3 separate regions of the Homo sapiens genome follow, and regions 1 and 3 are each linked to region 2. The links are chromatin loops, found by intact Hi-C in ENCODE. Cell type or tissue: PC-3. All regions are shown on one strand.

Region 1 (8,000 bases), 250 kb before region 2:
TTACCGTGTAAAACAAAGTGCTTGTTTCTCAAGAGATACTACTGTGTTAGAGATATAACGAATATGACAACAGATAAGAAATAAAACAAAAATTTGTTTTTTAAAATTTTCTTTTTAAGGATAATTTTTAACTGTACCTTATTCTCAATCATATGATTAAACAATGTGTATATACCATACTACTGCCAATTTTCAGATAAAAAGCTTTCATTTTTATTATGCCAAATACACAGATATGCTCTGTGTGTTTTTTCACCAACAGTTTCTTATTGTGTGCCCCTAAAAGTCAAAGATTGCAAAGAGAAATCTGTGAAAAAACAAAATTCAGCAAACACCATTCAACGAGTCCAACTTACTTAAATTAGACATAGAATTAGCAGATTTGGTGGAACACTGTGATCTGTTTGACAGCTGAAACCTGACGGCTCAGGCAAAAATAAACAGTTTTTTTTTTTTGTCTCAGCAGCAATATTGAGTGAGTAAGCAAAGTATTGATCCTTATTTGTTTCTTTTGATTCAAGTTATCCTGAGGCTTCCCTTCAAAACTCTCCTTGGGATCTACACAATAAAAGAGCTTCATATTCAGAACCTTCCTTCTTTCACCTCAGTGGCACAACATTGGATGTAGCATCTAAGATAAAATGCTGTTTCCTGTATCTCCCAATATAAACTCAAACTCTACCTTAGAACAAGTTTTATGATGTAAGTCCAATAAAATCATTTTTATATTACTGATGAATTTGGGCTTCATTCTGTCATTAAATATTTATCAGTTACCACTTAAAAATCTGGAAGTGTACTAGGTACTAGGGGTAAAAAAATGAATTGAATAAATCTATTGTCCTCAAAAGTTTTCGGTTAAGGATACAGTACAGATTGGTAGGGAGTAGGGAGGGAAGGAAACAGACAGGAAAAGAAAGAAAGAGGAGTTACTGAAATGGAACAAGATAGAAATTGAGATAGTGACAGAGACAGAGATAGATGGAGATGATAGAGGAAACCAGAAGATCAAGGGAGGAATGTTAGGAAAGATGACTATTTTGGTATAGATGGAGCAAAAAAAAAAAAAAAAAAAAAAAAGGCATATATTTCCGCTTGAAAGAATTGTTGAGTGATGAAGAAAGGACCACTTCAAATGGCTTTTAGCTTGTACTTGTCTACAAAGACTTTCCTGCTCAAGTTTTCCAATGACCTCGATGTTGCCAAACCCAAATGTAACTTCTCTCTCCCTATATTTCTTGACTTCTCAGCAAGTATTCAACACATTTCATCATTCTGTTTTCTTTAAATACTTTCTTCTTTCAGCTGCTGTGGTATAGCACACTCCTGCACTCCTGGTTGTCCTTTACCATACTGATTGTTCCTTTATAAACTTCTTTCTTGGTTTCTCATTCTCTTAGAACCTCAGAATTCAAGTTGTGTGAACATTTTCTTTTATTGTTATACACACTCCCTATGTATGGATCATGGTTAAGAGATGGGGCTCTTAAACAAAACTTATTAATTTAAAGCCTGGATTTGCTAATTACCAGCTGTGTGACCTTGGGAAAGTCACTTAACTTCTTCATGTCATTGGTTTTTCACCTATAAAATGGGAATTGGCATGACATCTAAATGAGTTAACATATGTAATATGAAGTACTCACGTGCAAAATACTTAGAACAGTCTGTAGTACATATTAGATACCACACTATTGTCTCATCAATATGGATTTAAAAGCCATTTATAATGCTTATGGCTCCCATTTTATATCCTTTACTTTTTCACTTTGAAAACTAGAATCAGATATTAAACTCCCAATGCAAAGCTCATTTTAGATGTATAATACAGTCTCAAAAATAACAAGACTAAGAAGAGCTCTTGATTTCTGTCCACCCAAAGTTGCACTTTCCACAATCCTTTTCATTTTCTGAAATGGCTCCATATTCGCTCCAGCTAAGAGTTAAGGAGTCATCCCTCAAGATGCTCAAGCTAAGAGTTAAGGCGTTATCCCTAATTTCTCTTTCTCTTAACCCTTTTGTCATATGCCATTCATGAGTAAATGCTATCAAAACTATCTCCAAAATATATTCCAAATTCATCCCACTTAACCTCCTCTACCATTGTGATCTTATTCCAAGCCATCACCACCTCCTTCCTGTACTTCCACAAAAGCCTCCTTGCTCGTCTTCTTGCTTCTTCTCTTGTACTCCTCTAAAATCTATTCTTTGCAGAAGAATACATAACCTTTCTTACGTTCCTTGTATACAACAAGCTCATTTCTTTCTTCAAGCTTTGGCCAAATTCTTACATATGTCTGTAATGCATTATTTCTGAATATTATCTGCCTGACTCCTTCCTGCAAATGAAGTCTCACATTAAAGAGAACACATAGTCTAGAGTAACCTCCTAGTCATTACTTACAACCTGCTTTTCATGACATTTACATATTCTAATGTTTTTTAATTATTTATTCATATATCATTTTTATCCATTAGAATGCAAATTATATGGAAAAACTTACCAATCCTTAAGATATCTGCAGTGCTTGGTACACAGATGACAATCAATAAGTACGTTTGAATAAATGAGTAAAAAGACCATGGCAGTACTGAAGCAGACGAGCTATTGGGTATCATAAATATCAAACAGTTGAGGTCTTGGAAATTGATTCTAGACTGGGGAAAAGAGTTACCCCAAGATTTTTTATTTGGACCACTATTCACATAGAGAATAGTGGGATCCCTTAAAGAAGGGATAAGTCCAAGAATAACCCTCTTTGGACAATGAATTTGATAGCTCTTGGGTTACAAAACTGGAATTGTCTAGGGAATAATGAGATATGGATCCAGAACTAAACAAATAGTTGATGGTGGACAATATAGAATTATTAGTCATTAGAATAGCTGATGTTGTTTGTGTAATAAAGAGCAGACAGTTTATAGAGTGAAAAGAGGGGTCCAATCTCCAGAAAACTCCAAAATATTCAAGAGACAGGTAGAAGAAGAGAAAGTAGAAAGAATAATCTCCAAAAGGTAAGAGGAAATCCAGGCAAAAGGAATTTACCATCCATAGGAGAAGAAAGGAGGGGTCAACAGGGTCAAGTAACAGAGAGCTTAATTAAAATAAGGACTAAAAAGGGTCAGCTGTATTTATCAATTAAAAAATCACTGGACAAATAGAAAACCAGGATGCCATCTGAACTTGCCAGAGTCCCGCCCTTAAAACTCAAGTCCCTCAAATTTTCAGGCATTCAGCATGAGATCTGCCTAGAATTCCACCTCTCTGAGCTCCAGATGTTTACTCAGCACATCCAGAAAGAGTTGATCACATCTTTTTACATCTCCATCTTTTTTGTGCTACCATCAAGATCGTAAACTAAGTCAATTGGTCCTCTCAATGATTTTTTTATTTTTATTTTTCTCTTCTCTGTTCCAAAGATAGATATGGAAAAATATCATCGGCTATCAGGAATTTAAGTATATTTTTAAATTGATCATGAGATATGTAAACATTCAGCAGAAAATTCTTCAAAGTAATAAAAACAATAATAAATGAGTGATCAATGAATCAGTGGGACAATAATTTCTAGGATGCCCCCAAAACACTAGGAGATGTAAATTATTTTTTAAGACTCACTGGACTTTTGTTCACTAAACTATAGTCGGCAAAAAAATGTAAGTATATATAGAAATTTAATCATATGAGTCAAAATAGGAAGAGTTTCTTGCTTAATCATCAATTAAATGCAAACATTATTAAAAAGTAGAATGTTGAATAAATGTTTGACTTTTGGAAATTATATAAAGCAGGAAAGTAAGATTCTTCCAAGGACATCCTTGAAAACACTTCTAGAGGCATATTCCAGGGCTTTATTATCCATGTGCCTAATCTAAAATGTCAGTTTGTTATCAGAAAATCAAATTCATCCCCAAATTTTCACAATAATATTCATTTTTAATACTTCTGGATAATTGAAAGCACAGTGGTAGGTCCCATGAAATTGCTAGAGCCTATGAAAGTCAGAGTAAGAGAGCTAAAACAGGGGATTAAATTATGTTTTCCGATTTGTGTGAGCATCATTAAGTCTAAAAGTTCTCAATCTTTGCTACATACTAGAATTATCTGAGCAGGCTTTAAAAAATCCCAAAATCCAGGTTGACCCATACTGGTTAAATCAGAACACTTGAGGTCCAAACCTATTTTCTGAAGGTCCCTAAGGGATTCTCACGAGTAGTCATGGAACTGAGAACCTATGATTTATGCCACCCTTATTCTCATTATATGAATGTTTCAGTGATTACGAATATCGGCTTTGAAGTCAGATCCAGATTTTGAATCCTGGTGGCTATGGTGGCTGCATAAATTTGAACAAGTTTCTTAACCCTTTTGAGTATCAGTTTAAAGAAAGTATTATTCCCACTTCATAGGGAAGTTTTGAACATTAAATAATTTAAAAACTTAGTAGAGTATGAGGCATGTAATATACAATAACTGTGTTAATGTAAATATATAAATATAACAACCTATTATTAATGACAATTATTTAGTACTAATCAAATACTATGTCTAGTTTACAGCAGATGCTTGGCAAACATAATTTTGCCCAAATCTGAATGAATATACGTAACCCATTGTCAAATCTCTGCTGAATCAAGGAATTCCAACATCGTGTTTTGGGTCTTTAAAGCACTCTCTCATTTAAAATACACAAAGGCAGGGTTTAAAGATTCCAGTATTCACTTCCTGCTCACACCTGCCACCACATAGATTTATGACATCTCAAAAGCAGCTGCGTAATTTGAGTCTGACTTGCAGAAGACAGCTACTAATAAATTTCCTAGGGTCTTATTAGAGGAAACTTTTAAATCTTCAATGACACAGTAAGAAAGAACTCTAAAAATTTCCAGTCACATTTTTCTTATTTACTTGTTTACCCTGGAGTGCATGATGACTTGTTTTCCTTTAGTTGTATCTGAACAGTCTGACAGATTATTGTGACAAGGTTACTTTTAAACTGATAAAAGGTTTGATTGTGTCGGTGCATTTGTCAAAACTGTCTGACACCATGTATAATGGACTCTGCGCTCGGAGCCTGGATGGCACTTGAGTCTGGCTCTTACTATTCAGCGTTCAGCACGCACTATAATGAGACATCCAACAGGGTTGTGTAAAAGTCCGGGAGATTAGCTTGGGCAGACCCTTCGGCTCTCCAGCGCAAACACTTCTATTTCGTTCCTCTGGCTTTTCATTGTGGGTGTTTCCCCTCTCTTTTTAAATGTTAAAGTGACATTCAGAGTTTCATTTTAAAGGGGGAAATGCTAGGGTGTCATGACTTGAGCAAAGAAAACATTTACGGAGAAAAGTGTGGGGGCAGGGCAGTTGACTTTCCTGCTCTTCTGGTAAGGACTGGAAATATGTATGTACCTACCCAAGAGTTTCCCTCTATTTTCCTGCATTCTGTTTCAAGTGGCCTTAGCAGCGGCATGTTTACTTTATAATAGAAAAACAATGCACTCTGTTCCTTCACAATATTTTAATTAACTCCATAGCAGTCAATCACAGGAAAGTGGGGGCAATTGGCTGGGGCTTCCTGAGAACATTGTATTAAATCAAATTTATAAGCCACAAAATGGTTAGATAAAATATGTTGTAGATGTGGAAAATATAAATACAATAATGATTTTTTTCCATTGTAAATGCTACCCATTATGATGCACGTTTGATTTTATTTTTTAGGAACAATTTAAATGTGTTTCCAGGGCATATTCAGAATCATAAAATAGAAGTTACCAATTTCTTGGAAGGACAAAATATAACTTATATGTAAAAAATCATTACACTACAAATATTTTATCTGGCTCAAAAAAGTTACAATGCTCTCTCTCTCTTTCTTAAACCAAATCTATCTTCTCCGACTTCCGTCTGGTCTTCCTGAGATAAGCATAAAGGATATATATGATCCAAGTGTTCTGTCAGTAGTCTTCAACTGATCATCCATCCATGAGTAAATCTGTATAATCAGTTGGATTCCTAGTTTTTATTACATTGCCTTTAGTGCTTTTAATATTACAGCCATTTAATTGTTTAACAGTATATTGATGACCCGTTCAAGACTGGGTAAGAAAAAGGGGGGAGGGATAGCATTAGGAGATATACCTAATGCTAAATGACGAGTTAATGGGTGCAGCACACCAGCATGGCACATGTATGCATGTGTAACTAACCTGCACATTGTGCACATGTACCCTAAAACTTAAAGTATAATAATAATAAAAATAAATAAATAAATAAAAAGAGATTAACTAAAAATCAACTCATTTGGGTTCTATTCTGTGCTACTTTGCTGTTTCTTTTGAAGTTCATTTGGTTAATTGTTCCCATGTCCCTGCTTTTTAACGGAAAAAAGAATGCATATGACAAAATCTTTCACCACACATAATTTTTCTACCACCACTAATATTACTTCTCACACCCTCTTCTCTGAACAAAAAGCATTCTTCTTTCAGCTTTTCAACTATTCCTACTCTAATTGTTCCTTGATCTCAGAGGATCACTTCTCCGTACTCTGCAGCTGGAGTTACCTATTTGAAACAAAAATATAGCTATGCGAACTTCCTGTTTATGACAATTCAATGATTTCCTCCATTGTTCTTAAGATAAATCAAGCTTCTAACATCATCTCCAAAGGAATCATCTTGTCCTTTCGTGTTTTCTAGCTCATTTTGCCCCACACTTTACCTCTTTCTCTCTGCTATAGTCACGTGGCTTTTTCTTAGCCCTTTGTCCTTGGCATGCCCCCTCCAGCCCTTGGCTCTGCACACAATGTTTCCTTTACCTGGCTGCTCTTCCACTTTTTTCTAGATTAGTTAAATCTATTTATCCTTCTAATCTTAGCTCAATTGTCACTTCCTCAGAGATACCTTTGCTAATCGCCCTAACTAGGTCTAATCTTGTGCTAAAAAATCTGTTAGTATCATGCTCCTCTCTCTTTTGCACTTACAGTTGCAATTTTTTATCAGATCATATATTTAATTGATGCCCATTTTCCCTAGTAGAATATAATATTTCTCCTTTATCTAAATTTACTCACCACTGACTCCTCACCACAGGCATGCAGGATATAATCTGTAAATATTTCTTGATTGAGAACAAAATAAAGTTCCTTAAGGTGTCTCAAGAAAAAGACATTACAAGGTTTTTAACTATACTATTTTCTACGCTACGCACAGTATAATGTATTCATCCAAAACATAGGTACAACTAGATTTTTCCATAGAGTAAAATCATTCTTTATATTTATTGTTCTTCAGTCTTATCTTCTTTTCTTTGATTTTACTTGTGATCTGAACATAGAAGTTTTGATGATGAATGTGAATAGAATTCCTCAATAAGAATTTGCTCTCAGATTATATATTTAGAAATAATGCAATTTCTTTTTCTTTAATACAATTTTCTTACCGTTCATTAGCATTAACATGGATATAATATACTAATACCAGAAAATCCAATATGTCTATGCCTTTTTAAAAAAAGACAATATGCTGTTTTGTGTATCTGTTTTCTATTATTTTATTACAATGGATATTAGCAAATATTGCATTTCCTATAAGGAATATTAACTCTAAAAGTGCTTATAATTTCATAGAAATAAATATGGAAAATGAATCTTGATGGCAAGTTCATTTAAATCTACTAAAATTATCTGTTGTGTGAGTGAAATTATTTTAAAGTGTGAGATGAGGTACAGGAATGGAAAGTGATTTTAATCTTTAGAAGACTGTTAATGTAAAATGGTAACAAGCACTGTGAGAGGCCAACACTACGAGAGAGAGAGAGAGAGAGAGAGAGAGAGAGAGAAACAAGCAAGGTTTTACAAATGACCTGCATTGGTCTCTTACCAAAGGTTTTTTCAGCCATCAGGTCATACCCATGAAGCTGAATAAATTCTGACTGTGCCCCTGCCAACACTGCACGAGGGGATTGGAGAAAGATACAAAAGGTAATCTTGAGTAAGTCT
Region 2 (8,000 bases):
GAGTAGATTTTAAGTGTTTTCACCATAAAAAATAAGTATATGAGGTAATACATTTATTAATTAGCTTGATTTAGCCATTTCACAACTTATACATATTTTAAAACATGACGATATACACCATAAATGTATATAATTTTTATTTGGAAATTAAAAATTTTATTTAAAATGTTTCTAAAAATTGTAGCACAAGGTAAAATCCCCTGCTTTCTTCCTACCTTCTTGGAGCACTGTACTATATAAATGAAAGGTTTAGAGTTGTAGGTTTCATCTCGTTTCAAAGAGACGTGACATCACCAACACACAGAGGATGGCAAAGAGGAAAGGCAGAACGAGCCTGTCTCTTAGATGATGTTGATCAACTGCTGCACCAAATGTAGACATAGTTATTGTTCCAGTTACTATTGCTGAAAAATAAACTATCCCAGGTTTAGCAGCTTAAAACTACCGCCATTTTGTTATGATCACTGTTTCTGTGGGAGAGAAACTTAGGTAGGACACAATGGGAAGGATTTATCTCTGCTCTCTCATTCCTAGGACTTTAGATGGGAAGACACCGATACCTGAAAGTGGCTCAGACAGTTAGATAATGTAATCATCTGGAGAGTCATTCATACTCATGTCTGGTACCTCAAGAAGTAGGCCCAAGAAACTATTGCCCAGAGAACCTACATGTGGTCTCTCCATGTGGCTTGGGGCTTCCTCATTGCATGGTGATTGGAAGAGTGTGGTGACAGTGTCCAGAGAGAATGCATTCAGAAGCTAAGCTTTTCAAGAAAACCACATAGAAGCTGCATAGCTTTTTCAAAGCTAAAATCACACTGCATCACTTCTACCACATTCTATCAATTAGAAGTGAGATACAAAGGCCAGCCAGTTTCAAGAACAGGGCTATGAGACCCCATTTCTTGGTTGGGAAATGGCAATATCGTATTGCAGACAGAAATGTGGAATGCGTGGTGTTATTGCAGCCATCTTTGACAAATATAAATGTGCACCCCTACATCCAGGCTTTTTATTAAGGCAGTTAATATAAACCTTACCATTAGAAGCCACTGTCAGTTGGATGTTCTGTTATGAGTAGCAAAATAATTTTAATTGATAAAGTTTGTTAACCCACCTTAAATGAAGTCAACCATGTTATTATCTGCCTTGTCTATTTAGTCTTGGAGATTTATGTTAGGGGAAAAAATTATAGGCTTAGATGTGCTATACAATGAAAGAGATACAGGTGTGCAGAGTATTTATTCTCTTGGCCTTTGGGAAAATTGAGCAGAGTTGGGGGCAGCAAGAGTTGTGAATTCTGAGCAGCTCCTTTCACTAAAAGTGGCCTCCATGATGTAAAAAAGGAAGCTTAGGAAAACTACCATTGAGCCAAGGTCTTCAAACTGTTCACATATGCCTAGAAGAATTTTGAAAAATTACATGCCCTGTATCCCATTTCTCAGTTATCTAAAAATCTCATTAAAAGTTTAAATAATTGCAAAAGATGTAAGTTAAAGACTTTCCTTCTCCCTTAGTACAGAGATACATACATGGCTGGAAAAGACTAGAAGCCCCATTGGTTTATGGTACCTGATTAATCATTACATGAGGCATCTCCTTTGTTGGTGCTCCCTGGAGAGATTTTAAACCCTGAAGCAGTGAAGCACAGTAAGATTTATGTGCAAGGAATATGCCTTTTTTTTGTAAAGGAGTGTGGTAGGGAGACCATATAATATAACTTCTAAACCTAAACACTTTTTAGAGTTAAAGGGGATATCATTAATAACTATACTAGGAAATAAGCATAAACTAGGAAAACTGGGGAATATGTTGACCTTAGCTATTGTAATACTGGTGAGTTTTCAGGCAAATCAGTTTACAAAAGAGAATTCACAGTATCTGGAGATCTGTTCATTATCTTTTGAAAACTGTCTATTGTCAGTACTTTTTGAAAAGTTTTCCATAGCTCCAAGAGTCTAGGTAGACCTATTATTAAGCTAGTATAGAGAAATACTAATTGTTAAAGTGTTGACACACTTCCACACATTAGTAAATAGAATAAAAGTAATTGGAATAACCAATGAAAATTAATAATCTAAATCCCAGCATTTGTGTATCATTTCAGAAACTATGAACAAGTAAGCTGTGATTCCAAGATATCTTTCTGGCTCAGGCATTGGAGCGCAGAGATAGAGGACCTGTGACAGAGGATTTGCTATTTATTTGCAAAGTTGGTAGGTCTTTGATGCATAAAGGTCCTCATATAGAAGAAAGGAGACTTCAACCTCTTCCTATCTTTTCTATACACTTCAAAAACAAAAAATCAAAAACAAAAAACGCATGTCCCTATCCATGGGGAAAAGCATGGTCTGGGCTGAGGAAGCAGCTATTCAGGCTATTAGGTGCCAGGGATATAGGCAGTTGCCATAGACATACACAGAAAATGCCTTTACTGTGGGCTAATGTCCCTTCTGGTAGGTTTGGGAACCCTTGTTTCATTTGACAACCTAATTCTTGGTGAAAGGCAGTTGTCTCTGAGGCTTGTAAACAAGTTTCTAGGGAGGGAATCTCCTGGAAACCTATTTAATGACTAAAGGAGAGACTCTTTCAGCAAGACAGTACTAGGTCTGCACCCTTCCCCTTTCAGATCTTTTTTTTTTTTTTTTTTTTGAAAGAGAAAATTAGTACAGCCCTCCCACTTTTCCTCTCCTTTGTGCCTGCTATTTTCTGAAGGGATAGACAAAGGCTTAGAAGAAGCCTCTACTACCTGCAGGCAGCATGAACCTCTGAGCACCTGCTCAGAGGTTTTCTTTACCTCTTTCTATTTTCTTTACCTCTTTCTGCTTTGTCTCCCTTATTAAGTGGGCTACACTTGGGCACTGTCTCCTCATTAGCCTCAGTGGGGTGAAAAGTCATATTGTACTTCCTCACTGGAAAAGGAAAAAAAAAAAAAAAAAAGAAGGTACACAGGCTCCTGGCCTCAGCACCTAGGATCAGATCGTTACTATCTACTTTCCATCTCTTTCTAATTCCCTTCTTTTTCTCCACGTCCCTAGGATCATTTAAATTATAAATTTCAAATGTGAGAAAAGAAAGGAGCAAGAGAGGAGTAGATGCAGGGAGACCAGAGAGCTAGTATGAAGGCAGAAAATGAATCCTCTTCCTTTTAATTAACATTATCCTCATATAATGGTTCTCAATTAATAGAAAGTTGTTGGAAATTCGATGTTATTCCATGTTAAGTGATGTTAAGTCATGAAGCAGATAGAGTTATCATTTAGCTAGTAACAGAAGTGTCAAATGACAGATCACACCAACACACTAGTCCATATACTATTTGGAAACTTGTGGAATGATTTTTGGAATAAAATGTACTACAAATAATATCACTATATAAATTCACTTATATATTAGTAGTTTCCTTGGATAATAAAAGGTATTTCCGTATTTAATATGTGGCTAAAAAGTTGTAATATTTCATTACTTGAATATTTTGAATATTACTTTTTGCCACTTCTTGAATATTATCCAAGCTGGTGAGGGCATTCTAGATGCCTGGAAATTCTAGTGCAGTGAATAAAACATTAGTAGAGCTTTAGTAATCCTGTCTTTTTATTTTCTTTTAAGATATGTATTGGAGTAGTTACCAAGGGGATAGTTAACACTGACGTCATTTTAGAAGTGGAAATACAGTGGATTTCTGGAAAATCAAACTTATATTTGTGAGTTTCAATAATTTTGAATTGCCACAGGGATTTCATCCTCTATCACTCAAAGAATCCCTCTCATATTATCTCCCTCAGTAAGATAAGCCTCATTAATTTCAAGAAGCCCCAAATACTTACCTAATGACTCAGAAATTAGTCATTGAGTCACGGAATATTATGATCAGTGTAAGGTGAATAATGGTTCACCAGGATGTCTATGACCTAATCCCCAGAACCTGTGAGTATGACTTTATATGGCAAAATAAAATTTGCAGATGTGACTAACTTAAAAATATTTAGACAGGGAGATTATCCTGGATTAGCCAGGTGGCCCCTTAAATGAAATAACAAGTGAGCTTGTAAAAGGGAAGCAGAGAGAGATTTGACTATAGATAGGGAAGGTGATCTGAAGATGGAGCAGAGATAGATGTGAAGATGCTATGCTGCTGGCCTTGAAGATGAAGAAGGGCCTATGAGCCAAGATATGCAATAAATATAGCTCTGGAAGCTGGAAAAGGCCAAGAAATAGATTCTCCTCTGGAGCCTCGTGAGGGAGCACAGCCTTACCAACACCTTGATTTCAGCTCAGTGAAACTCATTTCAGCCTTCCAACCTCCAGAACTATAAAAGATAGACATGTTGTTTTTAGCTCAATGTCAGCGGTAATTTGTTACAGCAGTCATAGGAAACTAATACAGTGATGTACAAAAGAGCTCTGAGAAAATCCTTACTTGGTCAGGGAGAGGCCTAACTGCATTCTGAGATAAAATCTAGATTAAATCCTAGAATAAAATCTCAAGGTTACCAATTTCAAGTTAACTAACCACACATTCATGGGATATCAGGATTCCTCAGAAGCAGGGGAATAGAGGCAAAGGGGAAGCCTTTGAGTCACATATACTTACTACACAAATACCACATTGGCTGACACCCTTGTAACTCCAGGATATCCAGTTAAAAAACTGGAAATCTTCAATCAAACTAGTGACTTGGAGAAAAGGACATGAGTTTCACAAGGCAGGCAGAGGATTTATAGCTCCATTAAAGGCTACTAAATTATGTGACTCAAGAAAATCACTGGGAATCTATTCAGACAAGAATTCCATTTCTGTGGTTTTAACCACGAAACCACTGTGGATCTTAGACTGCATAGCAACTATGGAATCCACTCTCACATTTTGAAGCCCCAAATATTTCTCTTGAAAAATGGACTCAAGTAAAAACTATGAAATAGTCAACATTTTTGCATGTTGTCTTCCAAACCCAGCCCTCAAAGTCTCCCTATATTGAACCTCTGATGTATTTTTAGATTATATAATTCCTTTCACAAAGCAGTAGCAGAGTTAAATGAGCACTGATCTGTGAGTCAAGAGTTTAATGCCATCTGTTCAGGCATGGAAAGAAAATTTGAAAGAAAGTTATAATGTTGGGATAATGAAAGAATTCCAAGTAGGCTTTAAAGTTGATCCTCAGAGTGTCCTTGAAATCAGAAGTGTGAAGCCCATGACTATTTCTTAAGGATTTTCTAATCTTTTACTTCTACTTTTCTTACTTGACTCACTTGACTCACAGCAGCGAGACAAAAGAAAGTATCAGCTGCTGGGCCTTAAAGCACAAAAAGTAGCTAGATAACCTGTAATTTTCCTAGTGGTTTCTAAGACATGATAGCACCTATTGTTTCCTCCTACCCCCAGACCTAAAATCAAGTATCCTATAAATGCAAATATTTCTCTAAAGAGTAACATGAACATCTAAACTAAATTATTAGCAAGGGTTCTTTCTGAGATATAATCATGTAACTGTCCTTGGCATGTAAATAAAGACACAGTGATTCAATGTCAAGGGGCAATATAATACAATGGATAAGAATACTAGTGGGAGGCTAGACAGCCAATGTTTGAATCTCAGGCCCCACTTCTGGTCGTGTAACTTAAGAAAAGATACTTAATTTTTCTGAACTTCATTTCACTAACCCTTAAAATGATAATAATAGTACCTACCTCCTAGGACTGTTCTGAAAAAAGTGTGTGTGTGTGTGTGTGTGTGTGTGTGTGTGTGTGAAATTCATGTAAAAGTACTTAGTACAGAGCTTGGAAAACATTAAGTGCTCAATTAATGTCAGCTACTTTTAGATGACCTTGAAGCCAATAAGAATATGAATTGAAATACTTTATTAAATTACAATTTGTCATCTTCTGGCTTGACAAATAACTACTCAAGAAGAAACTAATGAGACATACTAGATATGAAACTGGTTACTAAAGAAAAATTTATGCAAAATAAATGCAACTTGGTTTTTCATTATAAATACAGGTTCCATATATTTTGAACACCAAATAGGTCAAAGGATATTACAAGAAAATGTATTTTTTTGCAGTCACACATATGTGTGTGTAATACTCTCCTAATTTGACTCTGTGCTTTACTTCCTATTACTCCACCAGAAATTTTCCACTTAGCAGTCAGACTGAGTCCTAAAAAAATTATGTCATGTTATTTCCTTGCTTAAAACACTCTGATAGTTTTCCATCGCAGTTAAATAAAATATAAACTCCTTACTTGGTATGACAAAGTGCTACTTTTCAATCTGAATAAAGTGGTCCCTGTCTCTCTCTCTCTGACTTTATCTCTCTATTCTCTCCTAAGTTCCAATGACTTTCTCCCTGTGTAGGGAACCAGGCTCACTGCTGCCTCAGATCCTTCACACTAGCTGTTTCCTCTGCTTATAATGCTCATCCTCCCAAACTCTGACTAGTTACATCTCTTTTTCATTCAGATCTCAGATAAAACCCGGCCTCCTGAATGAGGACTTGGTGGACCACACAATCACAAGTAGCCACCCAGTTATTCTCTGTTACTTCTATTTATTTTAAGTCTCTGTGTAGAATTTATTTTGCTTAGCATATAACACTGTGGTATAATTTTCTCTCTTGTTTGCTTCTTTGTATTTATATTTTTTTTATATAATAACCAACTTCCCCATTCCCTAGAATAGAAGTTCCATAAGAGCAAGACTTGGTCTTGTTCACTCTTGGATTTCTTTCACCTAGAAAAATACCGAACATATTAAATGGTTAATAATGCTTAATAAGTATTTGTTAAAAGATAAATGAAAAGAAAATATGGTTATTGAGGTCCAAGTAATTTCAAAACTGTTGTCAACACTATCCTTGTGCATATATCCTGTACATGTCCGATTAAATGCCAAAAGTTTAATTATTGAGTCAAAAGTATGTGCAATTTTGATAGTTATTTCCAAATTGCCTATGAAAAAAGTCATACTAATTTACATTTTAAGTGAATTCCTCGAGTCTTCTTTTAAGTGAAATTATGACATGATATTTGAGACACATTCTCTCAACTTAGAAGCACTGTGTACTTTATAGTTCCATAACCTTAAAATGCCAGCAGGATAGCTGAAGTACAGAAGTCTACAATAGGTCTTCTGAATGAAATGGCTGCAGAATCCATGTCTACTGTGACTCACCAATTAGACGATTTGCTACGAGAGGCATATGTGATTCACTTTCAAAGGTCTTTCATTTTCTAGGAATCCTGTGCGTGGGTTCTTAGCAGTAAAGAGAGATCTTACTAATCAACATTAATCATGACGTTTTTCAAGTATACAAAAGGTAATTTGCAATCAAAGAAAAATTTTACTCCATAAGAATTGAATCAAAACAGAAAAACATATTGGTGAAATACGTACCCTACTCTAAAAGGTCTTCAAATTCCATGAGTTCATTTTTCCCTTATTAGAGGTTTATTTCCCTTGCCCTTTGAGTCATCTATGCCAACAACCTCAGATATCTGTGTAATAGTAACTGAAAAACACCCTACTGATGAATCGATTTCTACATATTTATGTCTGTATAAATATGTCAACGAGGCCACTGATGAAAGTGGGGGCATCCATGATCCCCCCCCGCCACTGGCTTCTTATGTCATTTTGAAAGACATCCTGTCTCAGCACAAAAGCAACCAACTAAATTCATAAGCAACAGTCAAAAGGAAACCAGAAGAATAAAACCAGAGATACATGTGCATCCAGTCTCCACACCAACACTACATCACTTAGAAATAACTTTTAGTGCAATATCAGTTTTCAGCAAAAATCATCCAAACATGTTACTTAAACACTTAAAAGACTTTTTAAATTCTTATCTCTTTTACTCAAGAGCAGCAAATTCTTACCTTAGAAGCATTATATCATTAGAAAAAAAGCCCAATTAATAGATACCCACGCTAGATTGAAAATGTAACTGCATAAATCATCCAATTTTCAAAATACAGAAAAATAAGGTACTTACA
Region 3 (8,000 bases), 580 kb before region 2:
TCCATAGAAAGGTTGAAAACTGATTGACCATATCAAATTCCATAGGACTCACATAGATTCTCAGACTCCATTGACCATGATGTTGTCCAGCTGCTCTGTGAAGTTCACTAATAATATTTTAAAGGTGTTTTCTTCATCATGAAGCAACAAAGTATGTTTGATGCATAGAAATAATCTGAAGACATCACCAACATTAAGAATACAAAAATTTTTCCAGTGAAAAATCTAAAATGATACCCAATTGGGGATTACATTGTTCACAAAGCATGTTATACAAGTGATGCTTTAGTTTCACAAAGATAAAACATTTGGAGAGAAGCAATGCGCCACCTGAGCAGAACAATCAAGACATATTTTTTGCCCAACTATATACCATAGCATTTTTTATTTGTTACCTCTTCTCAGCTATAGTTGTATTTGTGGACTTAATAGACTGTTACTATTGAGCAAACACAGATCGCAAAGCTCTGCAACATTTCCCACTGATAAAAATTTGTAAATCTATTGCTTAAATATTCTGATTTTTGAATCACATAAGATAAATTTAAGATAAATTGCATTTAAATATGTTGTCGATATTTTACTCTGGCAGGAATGTTAAGTTTATACAAACATTTGTGTTCATCATTTAAAAAATCATTTTGTAAATATTTTTCCTTGCTTGCTCCCATAAAGTATTCATATACATACATAGTCATACACATTGTTATTTACATCAACACACAACACTAAAATTACTATGTCAAAGCATCAAAAAGCCCCATGCTTTATTTATTCGAAAAATATTATTCCTCTGATACATAACTACTTGTGCAAAGTTCTGTCAGTCACAAGAGTTGTTAAATTTTTAAAGATCCCATAATGTGGTAGGCTTTCTCTCAAATTTTCCTTACTTCTTAGAGTTCAATTAAGATTAGAAACAATTATGTAAAGAGTAAGGAAAGCATACCAGAAGTTAGTTATTCCATTTTATTCTGAAAAGATTGCTCCACTGATAGGAGCACGTGCTTACAGGAAAAAACAAATGTCTAGTTTGGGAGCAAAACATGATTTATTTTTTTACAAACCGGCCTGCATGTTCTGTTCATCAATACATGTCCCTACATGTGAAAACCTTTTCCGCATGGTGTATCATTCTGCTCTGGGGGCTCTTTGAAAGTGAGCCTTTCAAGTCCATGCCCCACAGATCCCTGAAGTGTCTGGGAACTAACCCTTTGCTTTTGCCAGAGATTTGAAAATGGAACACTTTGGGGCTATACAACATTGCTGTGTAATTCATTACGGGACAAAGAAATGTCTGGGGTTAGGCAGGCAAGCAACTAATGATCCTTCATTTTGTCCAGAAAAACATCAAGATCGATATGTAGGACATGCAACATTTATGGAATGCTGTATTTTCTTTTCCCTCTAGGTAAGGGAGAAAACGCTGAATGATCTCTTTCTGCTGATGGCTACAACACTCAAACGATTGACACTATTTAACACATGCTTTTGGTCTCTCCTTCTCATCTGCTAGCAGCAATACATGTGACTGATCTTTGTTAACTTCCTGTATACTAGTACTCAATAATTTGATTTTTGGCATGTATATTTAGCTTCATTGATCCAGGGAACCAAAATCTGGGGATAACATTATAATCTAAAATGAACAGAGGTAGTTCTGGGATATGCTAAAAGACATCAATCATCCATGATGTATTCATTTAAAAAAAGATCTTTTATGAATAAATAGGAGGAGCCCAGAGAAATAAAGCGTGTTCCAAAAAGATATCTGTAAAGTTCTCTTCCAACTCACTTATCTGTCAGGAATTAGAACCCAATACCAACATGAATCATATTTAATTAGCAAATTATTCCAACAATGGCTCAAATCGAAATGGGGCAGCAACATAAATGTGGTCAGTGTTACATGTCCTTGCAAATTTCCTTAACTATGAAATTTTTAGAATTTGAAATTCAGAGCAATGTCAACATTTTAGGTTGAAATAGATTTTTTCCTTGTTCTTTTTTAGAAATGACATAGTAGGGGACTTGGAAACTAGATGATCATCTCAGGAAAATAATTAGCTTTGCATCTCCTTTAAGAATAATTGTCATTGTCAACAGTGACAGAAACCAAATGCCATTATATTTGCCCAATAACACAGGCACATTTTCCCCACACTGTGCCTAAACAGAGACGTAGACCGTATGAATATGGCACCAATTGCTCAGTACTTGCTTAGAGTTATATTAAATGTAGGCAACATAGTTTGGCTGTGTCCCCACCCAAATCTCATCTTGAATTCCCATGTGTTGTGGGAGGGACCCAGTGGGAGATAATTGAATCATGGGTGCAGGTCTTTCCGGTGCTGTTCTTGTGATTGTGAATAAGTCTCATGAGATCTGATCATTTTAAAATGGGAAGTTTGCCTGCACAAGCTCTCTTCTCTTGTCTGCCGTCATATGAGACATGCCTTTCACCTTCCACCATGATTGTGAGGCCTCCTCAGCCACGTGGAACTGTAAGTCCAATAAATCTCTTTCTTTCGTAAATTGCCCAGTCTTGGATGTGTCTTTATCAGCAGCATGAAAACAAACTAATACAATAGGGCCCTAGTATGAGAAGAAGATGATTGACATCATATTCAATCTTTCCACAGCTTTCTTAAGACCCGAGGATCTCAGGTCATCATTATTGGATCCCTGTGAGTCCCTCATCTACATGACCTTAAAGCAATGTATTTAAACAATCAATGTGCAGTTCTATAAAACCACAAACTTCTGAATTCAAATATGTCAAATCTTGATAAGGCAGAACACTGAGATTTTTCAAATTTTAAAAATTGTATTTTAGTTTTCAGTGGGTCACACCAATTATAGTTGAGCATATTCACAAGCAAAGACACACTCTCTAAAGTAATGAAAAAGATTCGGAAATTGGCCACTTAAAAAAAGTATAAATATCTGATGCCATAGCTCATAGTGATATCCTACTCCCTGTCTTAAATATGGAATCAAATATTGGTTAAGACATACATTTCTGAAAGTAAGATTTCAGCTATTTCCAGGTAATAAGTAATGAGGACCAATAAAGGCAGACAGCATATACCCAAATTGTAATTATACCTGTTATGACTTAGTAATTATACTCAACAAGGGCAAATTACTACTTTACCTTGCAAAATACCCATATCTTGTATTATATCCTCTTTTCTTCCACACCTAATTTAAGTATCAAAGATTAAATGTCTTTACTTAGCATTTGAAGCCTTTATTCAACTCTAACTTTCAAAGTAATTTATAAATAAGCAGATTCAAGCACTGATGATGATCAATATTCTGTATTTAGTTCTATTATGATGAGTGGAAATCTCAGAAGCATACAGTTGTCTCTCCTAAGAGTTTTATAACTGAACATAATTATTTTGTCTTTCTTGTTCCCGGGAGATAAAAATGAGTGAGAAAACTCATAACCAAGTTCCTGCTATTCACAATGTTTCCATTGGGTGTAGCTATGATATTAGATAGGTTAATATCATAGCCTGCATATTCTGGAAGGATGCCCAGACATTTGGGGATTTGTAGTGACTTTCTTTGTCTTCAGCATTAAATTGTATTAGTCAGCAATATGTTCATTGGGGAAAACCAAATAAAATACTTTCAAATCAATCAGGGCAAGAAGGCTTTCAATACGTCTTTTTGACATACCAATATTTTGAACAAATCAAAAAATTGAGACTTGTGCTAAAACTTGAATCATTCATAATTTCTACACAGTGTGCTCATTTTTATTTTTATATAATTATATAATTTACACCTAGTTTGAACAACTTCTATATAAATAGGTATCCGTTGGATGAAATAGGACAAACAAGAGGAAAGTCCACAAACAATGCAACTCCTTTACTCGATGACGGATTTGAGTAAAGTGTCTTAAAATGTCTGTTTATACAAAAAAAAAAAAAGTATTTCTGCTAAAATGCAAGGGCAGCTAACATGCTGAGATGAAAACTGCTAACTCTTTTCTTAACAACACCATATGTCTCCAATTGGATCATAATGCAGTCAGTTCCCAAGGGAACGTTACACATGGAAGCTAACCAAATCAAGGCACAGTCTTCACTGTATGTTGACTCACTGATTAGCCAGCAATCAGCTACTTTAGGTTTTCAGATTATGCAAGTGTCTGTCTGAAGGGTCTTTCTGCATTCTTGACATCCCCCCTTAAAAAAAGCAAGTCATTACAAAACCCTCCACAAAAATATTTCTCTTTTTGTATATGCTTCCTCTTATCTATAAACTCAATATATTTTAAGGAACTAAAATGCTCAACCTCTGAACTCTCTGATGGGTTTTAAATAGTAGATGCATTATACAGCAAACGGTATTGAAATCAAGCTTAAAAAGATTAAAGTCACATATTGTAAGATGGAAGAAGTCGCCTTAGTCTCCTCTGAGAATAACTGTATATAAAAGACCAACAAATAAACCAAACTGCCTTATTCAGATGAATCTTTACGTAATTTTTCTTAGTTTAATACTTCATTCCATTGTTAATTTTTTATATTGGAATTATATTTAAAACTTTACTTAGTTAATATTAAAACCTTCCACATACACTACTGCCTCAAGTTCTGGCATTTGTAGCTCTGATACACATAATAAATCCAATTATTTCATGTTTAATGCAATTCTTAATAGCATAAAATTAGAACACTTTATAATGTGTATAAAACCTTAGGAATTTTGCCTTGGGAAGTGTGAAATGCCCTGGGATAGTCCAGATTGGGGCTTCTCAAACTAGCTCTGATAAATAGACAGTATTTTCTAAAATTTCCAATTTGTCAGTAACTGATATTTTTGTAAAAGAAAATTATGCACTGAGATTTCATGACATTGTCAAATCGCTATACTAGTTTCTAAATGCTTTCTCTCAGTTTCTGTGCTTTTCTTGTCATGGACTGGTAAGAAATGTTTCAGGGCTGGCATCAATTTGTGGGATTCATTGTGAATATCATTGTTTGGATATTTTGTAACTTGGAAATTGGAATTTTAATATTAATGCTGAGTCATAAAATTCTATCACTTCCAGCACATCATTCTTTAACTATTCTTTGCTATGGTTTTCTTCTAATCCACTTTAGAAAGTTAGCAGCAGAGATTCAAAAAGCAAAAGAAGAATTACCAAAAAGCTTTTGAGAAAGATGAGTTGCTACACAGTATTATTTGAAAATACACATTAAGAAAAGCAAACCCCCCAACTCTGCAGTGATCAACAAGGGCTTTACAATGTACTTATTCTAATAAGAGCAATTTAAGCCTCGGCATCATTCAGTCACTTATTAGTGAATTTCTTACCTGGGATGCCTGGTGGTGTTTTCAGATATTTTCCATTAAAATGTTGAATTACCACTTCACATTTTTCAGTAGACTCCATTCTGGGAAAAAAAGGTAAACCAGAGGTCATATATGGTTGTCAAGAAAAAGAAACTTAAGAAGTAAAGGAAAACAAGAAAGCCATAGAAATACTTGATTTGAGAATTGTACCCTAATTGCCAACTTTTTTCATGAACATGATGACCAGATTGATAAGAGAACATCACAAACTCATTAATGCTTAGAAAGTATTATTCACTCTTTGAAAGGTGTCTATGTGGAGGGCTCTATTCTGAGCACTCGTTCAGAGGTAACCCTGCGGCATTATCTTAATTCACCCAGCAATATTTGGCAATTGAAAGTGTTCAACAAATGTCTGTTGAATGATGAATTAGCAAACCTGATGGGTAAGTCTTTTTATTGTCATTCATATCAATAAGGTCACTGAGGCTTAAACAGATAAACTACCTTTCCAATAAGAGGAAAAGTCAGTATTTGAACTGACATCTGTGCAACAGTAAAGCCTGTGCTATAGCTACTAAGCTATACTGCTGATGGATTTCACAAAAGAGGTTGACAAGATGTGTTTTATTTGCATGGCTTGCAGCCTAAAGGACTGATTGGTATAGTAATGTAGTCGTCAGCATTATGACATTTTTATTGAAAATCCACTTTATGTAAGACATCCAAAGAGTTAGGTGGGGTCCTACATGTTGAAGGAAGGTATAGATACACAAACCTTAGGTTCTATGCTTTCTCAATATTGAATTTTGGACAATATCCTATTTTTTCATACTATCTTATCAATATTCCTAAACTGGTATTCTTGTGCCAAATTTTGGCATCTCACATACAACCTAAAGCATGAACATTTTGAGCCATACCAACATAATTTAAATTTTGGCAATGTTACCATATCTTAAGTACAGTAATATTTGTAGCAGTTTCCAAATAATGGATAATATCTGGCCTTTTTTATTTTATAAAATTGGATGGGGAGGATAATAATTAAGGATTAATTCTGATAAAAGAAAATTAAGTCTTCCAAAGAGTATACTAGAGGCAAAAATACATTTAAGAAACAGCATACACACACATGAAAGAATGTGTATGAAATGTGTGAAATGTGTAAAATGTGTTCAAAAGGCAAAGTTTAATTTTGGATTTTCTGCTGTTATTAATATGAGCTTTCTTGGAATGGTGCCCATCAACTCAAGTTGTAAAACTTTCCTACATCTAAATTTTATGTCCATTTCAGGACCATATTACATGGCCATATTATAGGACCATATTACATGGCAAAGGAAACAAGATACAAAAAAAATATGCTAACAAATGTCAAGTAAGTTATACATATTTATTACAGCTATAAGAATTCAAATGTGAGAGGAATCCCAGAAGTGAGAGAAATGCTGAGAAGAGGCACGGAATCTAGGAGAGGCTTTTGGCGAAGTAATTAGGGCAGGGGGCTGAGCTGGGCAGCTTGGAGGGCGTGCGTCCTTATTACAATGTGGTAGAGAGAGCAAGCATGTGGCTCAGTGGAAGGTTTGCCCGGGAAATTCTTAAAAATTAACTGAGAGAGGAAGTCAGGGCATCTGTATCACTTGTTTAACAAGTTTGAAGATAATATCAGGAACGAGTTCCAGTTTTGAGCTATAATTATTCTCTGACAAAGTTTTGTTTTCAGATGTACATTCTTATGAAGCATGTGATGAGAGTGCATCTTTCTGTATCGATGGATATGACAAATCTCTACCGCCAAGCAGGGCTAAATTTACAGGAATGAGGCCTATGTCTTCACACACAGCCCCACACTTAGAACAACCCTGCACTTGGTTTAAAGTTCTGCTGTTGCCACCTTGAACTTCTTAACAGTGTTTTAACAAAGGGATCTACATTGTCATATTTCACCCTAATTTAAGTAGCTGATCCTGCTATGACAAGAGAGTGTAGGAAACTAACTTAACATTAACGCTCAGTATGTATATCATCAGGTGACCCAATGGATCCACATAAGTATTATTTTGAAAAAAAAAGTCTTCAGAATGAATCAATTTGATGTCCAAATAAAAAGAAAACTCTTTATGCAATTTTAATAGATAAAAATAAAAACAAAAACAGCATTTTGTTTACTACTCACTCACAAGTTCCCCTATATCAGAAGATGTTTGGATAAGAAAGGCAAGCGGAATCTTTCCTCATTCTAAATATTTAGGAACAGCTAAGTACAATTTTCCTAACTCTTTCAAGTTTCCTTTCCAGTGGAACCTTTTACTGTAAGTCTTTCAATTTTTTTATCTTTTTTTTTTTTTAAGTAGAAAATTTCCATTTCCAGGAAGAAAAGAATTCTAACTCTGTTCTTTCTCTCTTCCCACAGGATCCACTATTGTCTCTTTGGGAAAATAACCTTCTCTCCTAGCAGAGACATGAATGGGAGAGGAAATGTAAGCCCTTAATTACTACAGATGTTACTTTATGGAATTTTTATTCCAGGAGAGCTACAAAATGCAAAGTTTATGCCTCAGAGCCCCCTCCCTGTTCAATCTCTCTCTGGGTACTCATCTGGATAAAAGGCAGTTAAGAATCTAAAGCTTGCTTGCAAGAGTCCTACAAATCAAATCCTTTGTCTTAAAATGGCATGG

The links. Peaks named below come from ENCODE experiments on the same cell type or tissue, not always from the same donor. Only the 100,000 strongest peaks of a DNase experiment are listed, where the experiment ranks them.
Region 1: a loop joins it to region 2, with 3 times the contacts of the local background. A loop is called at or near these places in 2 of 110 quality-filtered maps.
Region 3: it touches region 2 in a loop (8-fold over the local background); 4 of 110 quality-filtered maps call a loop at or near these places.

What each region holds. Positions count from the first base shown.
Region 1 is chr3:29,437,869-29,445,868 of GRCh38, reverse strand. The region is part of intron 2 of RBMS3 (RNA binding motif single stranded interacting protein 3); the gene reads right to left. Among named protein-coding and RNA genes, the nearest start is that of RBMS3, 160 kb to the right of the region's middle. In PC-3, no CTCF peak of the experiment used is centred here; no DNase peak of the experiment used is centred here; H3K4me3 peaks cover 918 bases.
Region 2 is chr3:29,183,129-29,191,128 of GRCh38, reverse strand. No RefSeq gene overlaps it. Among named protein-coding and RNA genes, the nearest start is that of RBMS3-AS3, 94 kb to the left of the region's middle. In PC-3, no CTCF peak of the experiment used is centred here; DNase peaks (open chromatin) are centred at 3,898 and 4,688; H3K27ac peaks cover 4,121 bases.
Region 3 is chr3:29,760,330-29,768,329 of GRCh38, reverse strand. It overlaps RBMS3 (RNA binding motif single stranded interacting protein 3), which reads right to left. Exons shown (of 15, transcript NM_001003793.3): 6 at 5,341-5,420. Among named protein-coding and RNA genes, the nearest start is that of RBMS3-AS2, 120 kb to the right of the region's middle. In PC-3, a CTCF peak has its summit at 3,483; a DNase peak (open chromatin) is centred at 3,539.